Regions from separate parts of the Homo sapiens genome. Here region 1 is linked to region 2. Evidence: chromatin contacts called from ENCODE Hi-C or POLR2A ChIA-PET data. All regions are on one chromosome and are shown on one strand. The core of a region is the stretch at or near the end of the contact, and the rest is flanking DNA. Distances in the headings are between cores, read along the strand shown.

Evidence for each region. A loop is a pair of places that touch in the nucleus more often than their neighbours do. ChIA-PET counts read pairs that join two places held with the same protein, here RNA polymerase II (POLR2A). Pooled maps may share reads with other maps.
Region 1: a loop to region 2 is called in a map of endothelial cell of umbilical vein, with 6 times the contacts of the local background. The contact joins two enhancer-like sites. A Hi-C loop is called at or near these places in 1 of 168 maps with a recorded cell type or tissue (endothelial cell of umbilical vein) and 1 of 50 pooled maps. POLR2A ChIA-PET finds 5 or more read pairs at or near these places in 8 of 52 experiments (H1, MCF 10A, OCI-LY7 and 5 more).

The regions. Positions count from the first base shown.
Region 1 is chr11:130,119,091-130,125,730 of GRCh38, forward strand. APLP2 (amyloid beta precursor like protein 2) reads left to right here. Exons shown (of 17, transcript NM_001142276.2): 4 at 1,616-1,728; 5 at 2,524-2,720; 6 at 3,215-3,423; 7 at 4,522-4,689. Among named protein-coding and RNA genes, the nearest start is that of ST14, 37 kb to the right of the region's middle. RefSeq lists enhancers at 4,134-4,635, 4,636-5,135. Within about 2 kb of position 3,046, at least 8 of the 41 ENCODE cell types and tissues checked have a DNase peak (open chromatin) inside an H3K27ac peak, as active enhancers do; they include endothelial cell of umbilical vein, where a contact is called at or near this core.
Region 2 is chr11:130,038,068-130,043,881 of GRCh38, forward strand. No RefSeq gene overlaps it. Among named protein-coding and RNA genes, the nearest start is that of APLP2, 29 kb to the right of the region's middle. RefSeq lists an enhancer at 1-287. Within about 2 kb of position 4,109, at least 5 of the 41 ENCODE cell types and tissues checked have a DNase peak (open chromatin) inside an H3K27ac peak, as active enhancers do; they include endothelial cell of umbilical vein, where a contact is called at or near this core.

The sequences.
Region 1 (6,640 bases), core at 1,796-4,295, 80 kb after region 2:
GGCGAGGCTGGGTGGGTCTGTGTAGACTTCCCACTAGCTGGGCCCTAAGCCCTTTCTTAGACCACATTACTTTCTCATGATATTTTCAGGGTTTTCCCCCCTTAACCTCAGAGGTTAGTCTGCCAGCTGCATCTTCCTGCCACTGCTTCCTGCATCTCTTCCTGGGCTAAGCACCCTTCTCGCCCTCTCTTCCTCTCCCTCTACACTGTGTGGAGCACATGGCAGACGTATGCCCAGTGTAGATTACTGAGCCTTACCTTACACTACTGATCAGAGTCTTGGGGTGATCATCCAGTGATGTGTTGTATATTTCTAACTTTTTATTGTGGCAAATTACAAACATGGCCAAACAAGAGACGATGATACCGTTCACCCTCACGTACTGGTTGCCCAGCTTTGTAACCACCATCAGTTCATGAGCCACTCTTCCACCTTCTATAGGCCCACTCCCTCACAACCCTGATTATTTGGAAACAAATCACATACCATCTTTTCCCTGTAAATAAACAGCTATGTGTATCTTTCTCCCGACTTTTTGGGACAAGTTTTAGAAAATGTAATAGTGAATATCTCTGTACCCTTTACCTAGATTCTCCAGTTTTACCTGATGTTTTTCTCTCTCTGCATCTTATATGTATATTTTTGTGTTGCTAAACCATTTGAAAGTAAGTTGGGATATCACGACAGTTCATTTCTAAGTATTTCAGCTGGTTTCTCCTAAGAGCCAGGGACATTCTTCTATATATAATGACAATACAGTTGTCATGTTTGGAAATTTTCCTAAGTGTCCAACTAGTGTTTTTTATAGCTTCCTTTTTAAAAGGATCACATACTACATTTCATCTAGGATAGTTCCCTAGTCTTTCTTTAGAAACAAAAACTTTCATGACAATGATATTTTTTAAGAGTCCATGCCATTTGTTTAATGTAATGTCCCTGAGTTTGGATTTGTCTTAGTGTTTTAGCATGATTAGATTCAAATGATAATATATTTTGGCAGAAATACTGTGTAGGTGATATATTATTTTTAGGACATCACACACACCAGTTTGCTCGTTATCAGTGGTGTTAAATTGGTTATCTGGCTGAGGTAGTTTGCCAAGGCTTCCCACCGTAAAGACACCTTTGCCCCTTTGTAATTAATCATTGATTATTCTTACTGGATTCAATTATTACATCATGTTTTGTCTAAAGATTCATCTGTACTTGAGTAGAACACCTGGTTTTAGTTTCTTGGGCATTTGATTACAGAGGTGTGGGCAGGAATAAGGAAGGCAGAGCCATGTGGGGAGAGTAGCTGTGTGTGTCTGAGGCGGGCATGGAGGTGATCCTATTATATTCCCCGTCACGTGTTGCTGTAGCCCTGCAGTGGGACTGCAGTCAGGGGGCTTTTAAAAGGTCCCTGGCATCATGGCTCTGACAGATTGGTGAGTTCTTGTGGCTGCTTGGCTAGAACTGTACCATCCAGTCAGCCTTTGAAGGTACGAGATGTGCATCTGCTCGTATACATGAGACTGCTCCTGGCTGTGTAGACTATCATCATAAACTTCAGTGAGGGGCATTTTCACCTTGAAATCATGGTCAGATCCGCTCTGACAAAGATTCTCTTTTCCAGTGGGTGAATTTGTAAGTGATGTCCTGCTAGTTCCAGAAAAGTGCCAGTTTTTCCACAAAGAGCGGATGGAGGTGTGTGAGAATCACCAGCACTGGCACACGGTAGTCAAAGAGGTAAGAGAACTCGGGGGGAAAGTCAGCTGCTGTTGTATCTGTTAGGAGGGAAGTAGCACTTTTCTCCAAATCTCACCATGCTTTTAAGTTAGTTATGTTTCCCCCATTATCTCCTTAAGGTTTACAATTACTTCTGTCTTATAAGTTAGAAATATTTGGGAGAGAAGTAGGTATTTGTGTAGGAGAGCTCAGTGTTGACAGTCAGCTCCTGAAGTTGAGGATGTTAAGGAGGTGGCTGAGCGAGAATACTGTATGCTGCTGGTGAGGCTCCCAGGAAACCATCCTAACCCTAAGGCCGGCATGGAAATCGCCAGTGATAGAAAATATAGGTCTGGACATATGCACAGGCAGGACTGCATGCCATCTCACTTTTCTGGTGGCAAGAAGTACCCTTTCTTGTCTTCTGTAATTAGGCTGGCTCTGCTCTTTGGTCAGTAATCTTCCTTTGGTCAAATACTGAAGTAGTGCTTGCACCAGTGGTGAGTATCTATTAACATTGACCACCTTATCTGGCTTTAGTCATTATTAGAAAAAAATGCTCTCTTCCTGACTTTTTTCCACATTTGGGATTTCAGTATTTTTGGACCAGATCATGTTTCCCCATTGTAAATTAAAATTTATAAATCTTACAATAATATTATTACAATTTTTTTTTGACAGAAAATGTATGTGTTCATAAGAGAAAGCATTGCTAAGTGATTTGATAAGGGTTTATTTTGGAGGGTAGAGATCGGAGTGTATTTGACCACGTTTACTCTGGAGTATGTTCTGATGTGGCCTGTGGGTTTCTTTTAGGCATGTCTGACTCAGGGAATGACCTTATATAGCTACGGCATGCTGCTCCCATGTGGGGTAGACCAGTTCCATGGCACTGAATATGTGTGCTGCCCTCAGACAAAGATTATTGGATCTGTGTCAAAAGAAGAGGAAGAGGAAGATGAAGAGGAAGAGGAAGAGGAAGATGAAGAGGAAGACTATGATGTTTATAAAAGGTAACTCTTCTACTTTGAACTGTGAAGTCGTTTTGCCTTTTTGTTAGCCCTTCTGTAAAGACGGCTGTTGGCTGCTAGTCCCTCACTTCTGGATAAACTGGGCATTCCTTTGTTCTGCTAGAGTTGATTAAGCTTGCATTTCATTCTAGCCATTGCCAATCACAGGAGTACCTGTGATTTTTGTGTTTACATCATTCTGAGCTGTTATTTTCTGCAGGTTACTATGATATTTTTTAAGAGTCCGTGTCATTTGTTTAACATAATATCCCTGAATTTGGATTTGTCTTATTGTTGTATCATGATTAGATTCAAATGTTCACAAATACTTCCCGTTTGCTGATGTAGCTGGGCCCCAGGGCTTAGTGGCACGGTGAAATGTGCGTTGAGCTTATTTCCTGCCTCTGTTTTTGTGTTTCAGAATAGAGAAGGGACCCATTGTTGTGCTTTGCACATAGGAGCTATTAACCTTCCTTTTTTTCTATTTTGGCCTTCAGTGAATTTCCTACTGAAGCAGATCTGGAAGACTTCACAGAAGCAGCTGTGGATGAGGATGATGAGGATGAGGAAGAAGGGGAGGAAGTGGTGGAGGACCGAGATTACTACTATGACACCTTCAAAGGAGATGACTACAATGAGGAGAATCCTACTGAACCCGGCAGCGACGGCACCATGTCAGACAAGGAAATTACTCATGATGTCAAAGGTAACCCCATGTAGAGCCATGGCTTTGAAATCCATGTGGTAATTATTCACTTAGACTTTTGCATTGCGTCTGTCACAGGTAAGTCAGTCACAGAAGGAAAGGTGTGGTACCTCTGCACTGAAGGTGAGTTCAGCTCTCCAGTGCAGTGATGGGATGGTGCCGTCTTAACAAAGTGGGCAGGCAGGCACATCCAGGGAGAGATGTAGGATTGAATTAGAGAACGGGGACTAGAGAGTAAGAGAGACAACGTAGTCCGCCCTTCAGCAGGATTCTTCCACATTCATCCTAAAATGTTCCCTCCCCAAGGGGAGCTCCCCTCTTCGATACCACTCAAGTTCTGGCCTCCTAGAATAGAAATGGTTTTCTTGGTTTTTCTTTTCCTGCTTGTCTTCTAATCTGTAGGCTGCCCTATTTGTCCAGATGTTTTAGTTGGGAGGGTGAAATTTATTGACCTGCTGGTAACAGATTGGGGCCTGCAGTTTTTTTTTTTTCTCATCTTGCCAATTAAAACACGAAAAGGTTGCAGTAGTTCCAGAGCCATTAACATGCAGCCTCCTGCTGATCGTATATTTGAAACCAATTAAGATGCGAAGAATTATTTAGGACCCAAGTTGGGGGAAATTACTTAACCAGTTGAGAAGTTTGTGATTTGCCTTAGAGAACATAAAAGTGGGAAACAATTGTCCGTTCTAGGTGCTTGTCTTTACTACGGGTATCACCACTTAAAGCAGCCTTTCCACTCACACTGTCTCCTGAATAGACAAACTAGGCAGATACCTCCACTGAACAGATCAGAAATGTGAGGCTCTCGCAGCTGTGAGACAAAGGAATTGCTCTACGTCAATCTAAACTCAGATCTAGACTCCAGAGGGTGCCAAAAAAATATTTATCCCAGTTCCTAAATGTCTCTACTCTGTGGGGAAGCAACTTGTCCTCAGCAAGGCTGGCCTGAGCTGGAGCTTTCGGCCACCGGGCCTCCAGGCTCCGTCCAGTCTCAGGCCTCCCCCAGCCCATCCCCCAGCTCGCCAGCCTGTAGCATTTTGAAGCATTTGACGTCACTGCCTCTGTCCTGCTGACACTCTGACCATTTTCACACAGCTGTCTGCTCCCAGGAGGCGATGACGGGGCCCTGCCGGGCCGTGATGCCTCGTTGGTACTTCGACCTCTCCAAGGGAAAGTGCGTGCGCTTTATATATGGTGGCTGCGGCGGCAACAGGAACAATTTTGAGTCTGAGGATTATTGTATGGCTGTGTGTAAAGCGATGAGTAAGTCCTGCCTCGCGCTGGTCCCGTGCGGCAGCACCGTCCTGTCTGGCGTCCGTCTCCCTGCCGTCTTCGTGGCTGCATCTGTGTGGTGTCCCTGCCCACTCGGGTGTTTGCTGTCGGTCGTCTTCCCCTCATCTTTGTGCTTTCTAGATCTAGGCTTTGCTCTCCTGCCGGCAGTGGTAAGCTCAGTTCTCGTGTCCTGTGCTCACCGTGTGTCTGGTGGTGCTTGGTGGTGATGGTGCGTACCCACCTTGGTATAGCGGGCAGCACAGCCAGGGGCTTGTTCTTTCTTGTCTGGCTTTGGAGTCTGCAGGTCCCCAGGCCACTGTAGTATTGGTGGGGAAGGCAGCTGTCCCCTGGGCTGGCTCTAGCTTAGAGGCACTGAACATTCCTGTCTTTGAACTGCCCTGTCACTGACCCCTGTGATGCATGCCAGCTCATGGGGCGCCTCCTCTCGAAAGGAGTGACAGTGAAGTACTTTGGGCAGTCTAGAATATTGAAATATCTTGCATAATGCACTCTAGAGAGAGCTAGCAGCCAAGTGGTAGTGACTCACTCTGTTTCTTCAATATTTTGCAACCGGGTCACACAGCTTTAGGAAGTGAGAGGATTTCAGTTGGTGTGTGCTTTGGTGTGACAGGAAGGTCAGTGGTTCAGTTGAGTTGGGTTTATGCTGGACGTTGGTAGAAAGAGTTTCTACCAAGAGTTTTCCCTTTTCTCCATGGCTACTCCTTTTTCTCGTTAAGACCTTCAGTCTCTCACCTTGCAGCACTAACCTACACATTAGGAAAATCCTCAGGCCAGACAGTTTTTCTTGGTTCCTACTCTGGAATTTGTTGGAGTAATAATTTGCTATGAAGAATTTGGCTATAGCTTCTGACGGTTTTTCATTCACATGCCTTCATGTTCCCTCTTCCTTCCTTCTACCAAAAGATCTTTCAAATCTTAATGTAATATGGCAGTGCCTTGAGTGCTTCCCTTCCAGCTCCAGGAAAGCTGTTTTTATTCGGTAACAGTTGAAAGGTGAAAGAAAAGGAGGCCTTAGGGAACCTTGGTGAATAAACTTTGCGTTTTCAGGAAAGATTTAGAAATAGAAATTATTGTGATACTTACTGCTTTGTAAAACTTGGACTGAAGCCTGAGGAATCCCACTGAGTGTGGAGGTGGTGATCTCTACCCGAAGGGTCAGCTGGGTGGTGCTGTGAGACATGATGGAGTGGCAGGTCTGTAAAACTCCCGTTTGCTGTGGCTTGGATGAGATTTGCCTCGGAGAAGCTTTGTGTTCATGTTCTTGTGGGGCCTCTGCCTGGAGGGCTTTGCAGGTTGAGAAGCATCAAGTTTACTTCCAGTGGGAGCGTTTTTGTTCTTCTTTGAAGGGGCTGAGGCTGGCGGATGTGCCGGCTTCATGAGTGGGTGATTCCACAGGGACCGAGGGTGTCTTCAGAAAAAAGCATTTCGGCCCGCTGTCCTCTCCACTCTGGTCCCAGGGAGGCTGGAAGCAGCCTGTGTTTGCTGTTCCCTTTTTCCAGTCCAGCAATGTGAACCAAAGGCTCCGTCTCCAGCGCTCAGGCCTTTATAGCACAGGCATGTGTCACTGATCCGCATGATGGACTGCAGTGCTTGAAATTCTCCTCCACTGAACTTGCGAGTGTCTTGGGGAATGGCATTTACCAAGTTATCGATTCTAATTTAGTTAATCTGAAAGTGGGATATTGACACCCTTTTAAAACTTATGTAGGGCTCATATTCTTCATGACTTTAGTTGTCGTTTTTAGGTCTGTTAAATGGGCAAATAAAAGATGCTTCCGACAGAAAAAAGTTGAACTGGCTGGCTAATTTGTAGCTGTATTCATCAATTATATGGTTGTTTTAATGTATTAAAATGATACAATTCTAGAAATTAGGTGAATTTGCTTCTGAATTAAAAATCAGTTGAACCTTGGCATTCACT
Region 2 (5,814 bases), core at 2,859-5,358:
CACAGTAGAAAAGGATGGGATTTGGAACTAGATAGGGTTGAATACTGGCTTTGTCAGGCTGAATGACCTCCTGCAAGTTAGTTAACCTCTTGCAACCACAAGTTTCTCACCTCTAAAACAGTGGTTATGAAATGCCCACACACATGTATTCAAAATAATAGATGTACAGCACCTGGCACCCTCATGCTTTGCTGGTAGAAACGTAAAATGGTGCAGCCACTTTTGAAAACAGTTTGGCAGTTTCTTAAAAAGTTAAACATAAATTTACCATACAACCCAGCAATTCTATGCCTGGGTGTCTACCCAAGAGGAATGAAAACATATGTCCACACAAAGACTTGTGTGCGAATGTTCATAGCAGCATTATTCATAACTGAACTGCAAAAACATTATGCTAAGTAAAAGAAGCCAGACAAAAAAGATGACATATTGTATGAGTCCATTTACATGAGGAAAGGCAAAACTAGGGAGACCTAAAGTCGCTTAGGTTTGCCTGGGGCTGGGGAACAGGAGAGGAAGAGCAAATGGGCATGAGAGATCTTTTTGGGCTGATGGAAATGTTCTAAAATTGGATTGTGGTGAGGGGTGCACAACCGTAGATCGACTAAAAATTATTGAATAGTACACTTAAAATTGTGACATTATTTGGTGTAGAAATTATACCTCGCTGGGCACGGTGGCTCACACCTGTAATCCCAGCACTTTGGAAGGCTGAGGCGGGCAGATCACCTGAGGTCAGGGGTTTGAGACCATCCCGACCAACATGGTGAAACCCCAGCTCTACTAAAAATACAAAAATTAGCTGGGCATGGTGGCATGCGCTGTAGTCCCAGCTACTTGGGAGGCTGAGGCAGGAGAATCGCTTGAACAGGTGAGGCAGAGCTTGCAGTGAGCCAAGATGGCGCCACTGCACTCCAGCCTGAGCGACAGAGCAAGGCTCTGTCTCAAAAAAAAAGAAAAAGAAAATAAAAAGAAAAAGAAAGAAATTATACCCCAATGAAGCTGTTTTTAAAAACCCACCAGCACATAGGAGGCTCTCAATATTGTAGCAAATAGCTGACATTTAGTACATGCTTATTGGTAAACAAGCACTACTTTAAGCATGCCACATGTGATTTTGCTCAATTTAACTCATTTCTTTTCTTTTCTTTCTTTCTTTCTTTTTTTTTTTTTTTTTTTTTTTTGAGACAGAGTCTTGCTTGTCACCCAGGCTGGAGTGCAGTGACATGATCTCGGCTCACTGCAACATCTGCCTCCTGGATTCAAGCCATTTTCCTGCTTCAGCCTCCCCAGTAGCTGGGATTACAGGCATGCACCACCATGTCCAACTAATTTTTGTATTTTTAGTAGAGACGGGGGTTTCACCATGTTGGTCTGGCTGGTCTTGAACTCTTGACCCTGTGATCCACCCGCCTCAGCCTCCCAAAGTGCTGAGATTACAGGCATGAGCCACCGGCTCAAAGCAGTGTTTCAGAAACTTAAGTCTTTCAAATGCCACTTTCACTATTTTTTTTTTCCATAATGGCTACTTACCACCTGTACAATCAATTGTTAACCTAACGTTTTTATTTAAACCCACTTGGTTTTTAAAAAACTTATAAATGAGGCCAGGTGCTGGTGGTTCACACCTGTAATCCTAGCACTTTGGAAGACCAAGGCAAGTGGATCACTTGAGCTCAGGAGCTCAACACCAGCCTGGGCAATATGGCGAGACCCCCATCTCTGCAAAAAATGCAAAAATTTGCCGCGGGAGGCTGAGGTGGGAGGACTGCTTGAGCCCAGGAAGTCGAGGTTGCAGTGAGCCACGATCGTGCCACTGTACTCCAGGCTGGGTGACAGAGTGAGGCCCTGTCTCAAAAAACAAACAAAAAACCTTACAAATAAAAAACAGATTTTAGGCCAGGCACAGTGGCTCACGCCTGTAATCCCAGCACTTTGGGAGGCCGAGGCGGGCGGATCACGAGGTCAGGAGATCCAGACCATCCTGGCTAACACGGTGAAACCCCGTCTCTACTAAAAATACAAAAATGTAGCCGGGCATGGTGGTGGGCGCCTCTAGTCCCAGCTACACGGGAGGGTGAGGCAGGAGAATCGCTGGAACCCGGGAGGCAGAGGTGGCAGTGAGCTGAGATTGCACCACTGCACTCCAGCCTGGCAACAGAGCGAGACTCCGTTTCAAAAAACAAACAAACAAACAAACAAACAAACAAACAAACAAAAAACACCGATGTCTATGGTAAATGGAAAGTCACTACAGTCACGCGCCAGATAACGTTTCAGTCAACTACAGGCCGCGTATGCGATGGTGGTCACGTAAGATTATAGAGGGGTCTTTCCTTTCTGCGCCCCGGGAGACCTCGGCGTTGCCACGGGCTGCGCCCCCGGTGTTGCTGGAACTGCAAGAACGAATTTGCACCCCAAGCCTCGGTTCCGCTGGGGGCTGGGGAGTGTCCCCGAGGCCAACACGTGTATCTTTGACCTGGGACGGAAGAAGGCAAAAGCCTTCCCCCTCTGGCCACATGGTGAGATCCCTACCTGGTGTCGGATGAACGCGAGCCGCTCCACTCTGCAGCCGGGGAAGCTGCGCACATTTATGTCAAGCGCACGGTCAAAGTGGTGGCCGGGACGCTCTCACCTCCCAGGGCTTCCCCACCCCGTCCGCGTCATCCTCAATACAAGGTCTCGTCCTGCGCTGGGGCTGCAGGCTCCAGACAGGCCTGCAGGTGCCTGTGGAAAGCCCCCGCGGCCGGGGCCAGGTTCGCAGGGGCCGGGTTGTCAAGTCCGTCCGCACCAAACCGCGGAACACGGAGCACATGACTGTGCAGGGCCAAGGACAGGTTCCCGGCGCCAGAAGACCCAGGTGTCGGAGACTGGGCTTTGCCACCTTCGATTCGGATGAATTTGAAGACATGTGGCTGAGAAGCGGCTCATCCCAGATGGCTGTAGGGTCCGATACATCCCCACTCGCGGCGCCCTGGGCAAGTATCGGACTCTGAGCTCATGAGAGATTCCACTGTGCTGTCCCCTCCTAATGCTCATTAATAAATCCTACTTCCTGTCAAAAAAAAAAATTGGCCCAGCGCGGTGGCTTACGCCTGTAATCCCAGCACTTTGGGAGGCCGAGGCGGGCGGATCACTTGAGGTCGGGAGATCGAGACCAACCTGACCAATATGTTGAAACCCCGTCTCTACTACAAATACAACAATTAGCTGGGTGTGGTAGCGGTCGCCTGTAATCCCAGCTGCTGGGAAGGCTGAGGCAGGAGAATCACTTGAACCTGGGAGGCAGAGGTTGCAGTGAGCCAAGATCGTGCCACTGCACTCCAGTCTGGACTACAGAGAAAGACTCCGTCTCAAATAAAAAATAAAAATTTAAAAATTTTTCAAAAATTTAAAAGTTAATGTATTATTGAAGAAATAAAATTTTTAAAATAAATTTAATGTAGCCTAAGTATAGTGCACAGAATGCCCCAGGCCTTCACATCGCCTCACTGCCCGCTCATTGACTCACCCAACTTCCAGTCCTGTAAGCTCCAGTCATGGAAAGTGCCTAGACAGGTGTTCCTTTATAAAAAAAAACTTTCTTTTTTTTTTTTTTTTTTTTTTGAGACGGAGTCTCGCTCTGTCGCCCAGGCTGGAGTGCAGTGGCGCGATCTCGGCTCACTGCAAGCTCCGCCTCCCGGGTTCACGCCATTCTCCTGCCTCAGCCTCCCGAGTAGCTGAGACTACAGGAGCCCGCAACCACTCCTGGCTAATTTTTTGTTTTTGTTTTTGTTTTTGTTTTTTAGTAGAGACGGGGTTTCACCGTGTTAGCCAGGATGGTCTCGATCTCCTGACCTCGTGATCTGCCGGTCTTGGCCTCCCAAAGTGCTGGGATTACAGGCGTGAGCCACCGTGCCCGCCCCCAAAAAAAGTCTTTCATTTGGCATTTTTACTGTACCTTTTCTATGTTTAGATACACAAATACTTACCATTGTGTTACAATTGCCTGCAGTATTCAGCACTGTGCGGTATACACGCAGGAAGGTAGCCTGGGAACCATAGGCTGTATCATACAGCCTGGATGTGTAGTAGGCTGTGCCATCTGGGTTTGTGTAAGTGCACTCTAGGATGTTTGAACAATGATGAAATCACCTGATGATGCGTTTCCCAGACATATCCTGTTGTTCAGCAACGCATGACTGTACAGTGTACAGTGAAAATAAGCACGAGGAAGGCCAAATGGTCTTAGTTTGTGGATGGATGCTGTTGCCTAAAGAAGGCTTGCTCTCTCTCTGAGTAGGGACAGAAAGGAGGCTAAGCGTGAGAGAGGCGGCTTTGCCATACTAGATGCAATCACACTGGAGACCGGGGTCCACGGTCGAGAACAGAGAAGCGCTTTCGCATTTCCCGCTGTTCCGCAGAGCTGAAAGACTGAGGCCAGACACCTCCTCAGGGCTTATCACGGTGGCTCACCTGCTCCTGCGGCTTCATCATCATCCAGTCAGAGTCCGTGGAAGCGGAGCTGGAGATGCTGGGGATAGGGGTTGGGGTCGGGTGGCAGGTAGCATGACGTGGAGGTTCAGTGAGGGGCCTGGGAGAATTGCTGAGAATGGGATAGTCCGAAAGGCGCGGCTCGCAGCCTGTGGAGTGTGAGGGGACCTGGGGAGCCCAGTGTGCACCCCGTAGAGTTTGGATGTGTATGACCCTAATCGTGACCCCTAGGAATGGGAGCTGAGGGACAGTTGAAGTGGTCAAGCCCTGGTGACCCTCCCATGTCGGGGAACTGCACAGCTCACCAAAAAACTCACCCTCACACTGCCATGAGAGTCTGAACTCGGATTCCTGGACAAGCGGGCATCAGCAGCCAGGGAGGGGCCGTGCGGCCCAGAGAGGACCACAGGGCATCTCTTGTGGAGGGGGGCATGTGTTCCCTTCCCCGGAGGAGAAAGGAACCTAGAGGGATGCAGAAGGGCACCAGGCAAACACTAATTTGGATATGAAATTAAAAATTTAAACGACACTGGCTTTTTCTGGTAACTAAAACTGATCAGATATTTATGGGCTCTGCCCAAGAGGTAGTTAAGAGAAACTTACCTTTCCTCAAGTTAATGGCTTACCAAGAATATGGGAAATATTTGGAAAGAGGGAATAATCTTTCTTCCCTACAATGAGAGAGAGATTGAGTATGTGGAAGGTGGTAGTTAAAGAAAGTGAAATATTTCTTTTGCTACTCCATTTGATTCAGACTGTTCAGTCAATTGGGGAGAGAAGGATTAAAACAATTTCAAAATATTTCATTTTTGTACCCTGCCATTCAACTAATGCCTGTTATTGTAATATCTAAAATTATCTTTGATATCTGCTATATTTTGGGAAACTCTGCTCTAGGGGAAGTGAAGAGTTGCTCCCGGCCCCACCCTCCAACCCTGGGGTTGCCAGCGAAGGTACTGAAAGATGTGGGGTAGAATGGTGTCTAACCTGTTTCTCTTCTCAATCTTCAGCAACCTTTGTCTACCTTTTATACTTGACCAAAATGACCATTTTCTCTCCATTTATATTTTCCTCTCTTTTTAACCACAGAGCCACCAGCGTTCCAGCTTGTTATTTCCTCTTTCTGTTTTCCTCATTTGCTCTGTTTCTCTTCCCTCTTCCTGATTTCTTGATGCTTGCCTTTCGTTGGTCAGCAAGGGAGAAGTTTGCCCAACAGACTTTACTCTCCACTGACCGTTCTTAGGGCAAAATGAAAACCCCAGGCTGGAGCTGCCCAAGGCACTGTGAGAGGCAGTGCATCAGCCGGGTGCAAAATCTCCCGCCTGCAAAGCCAGGGGTGAA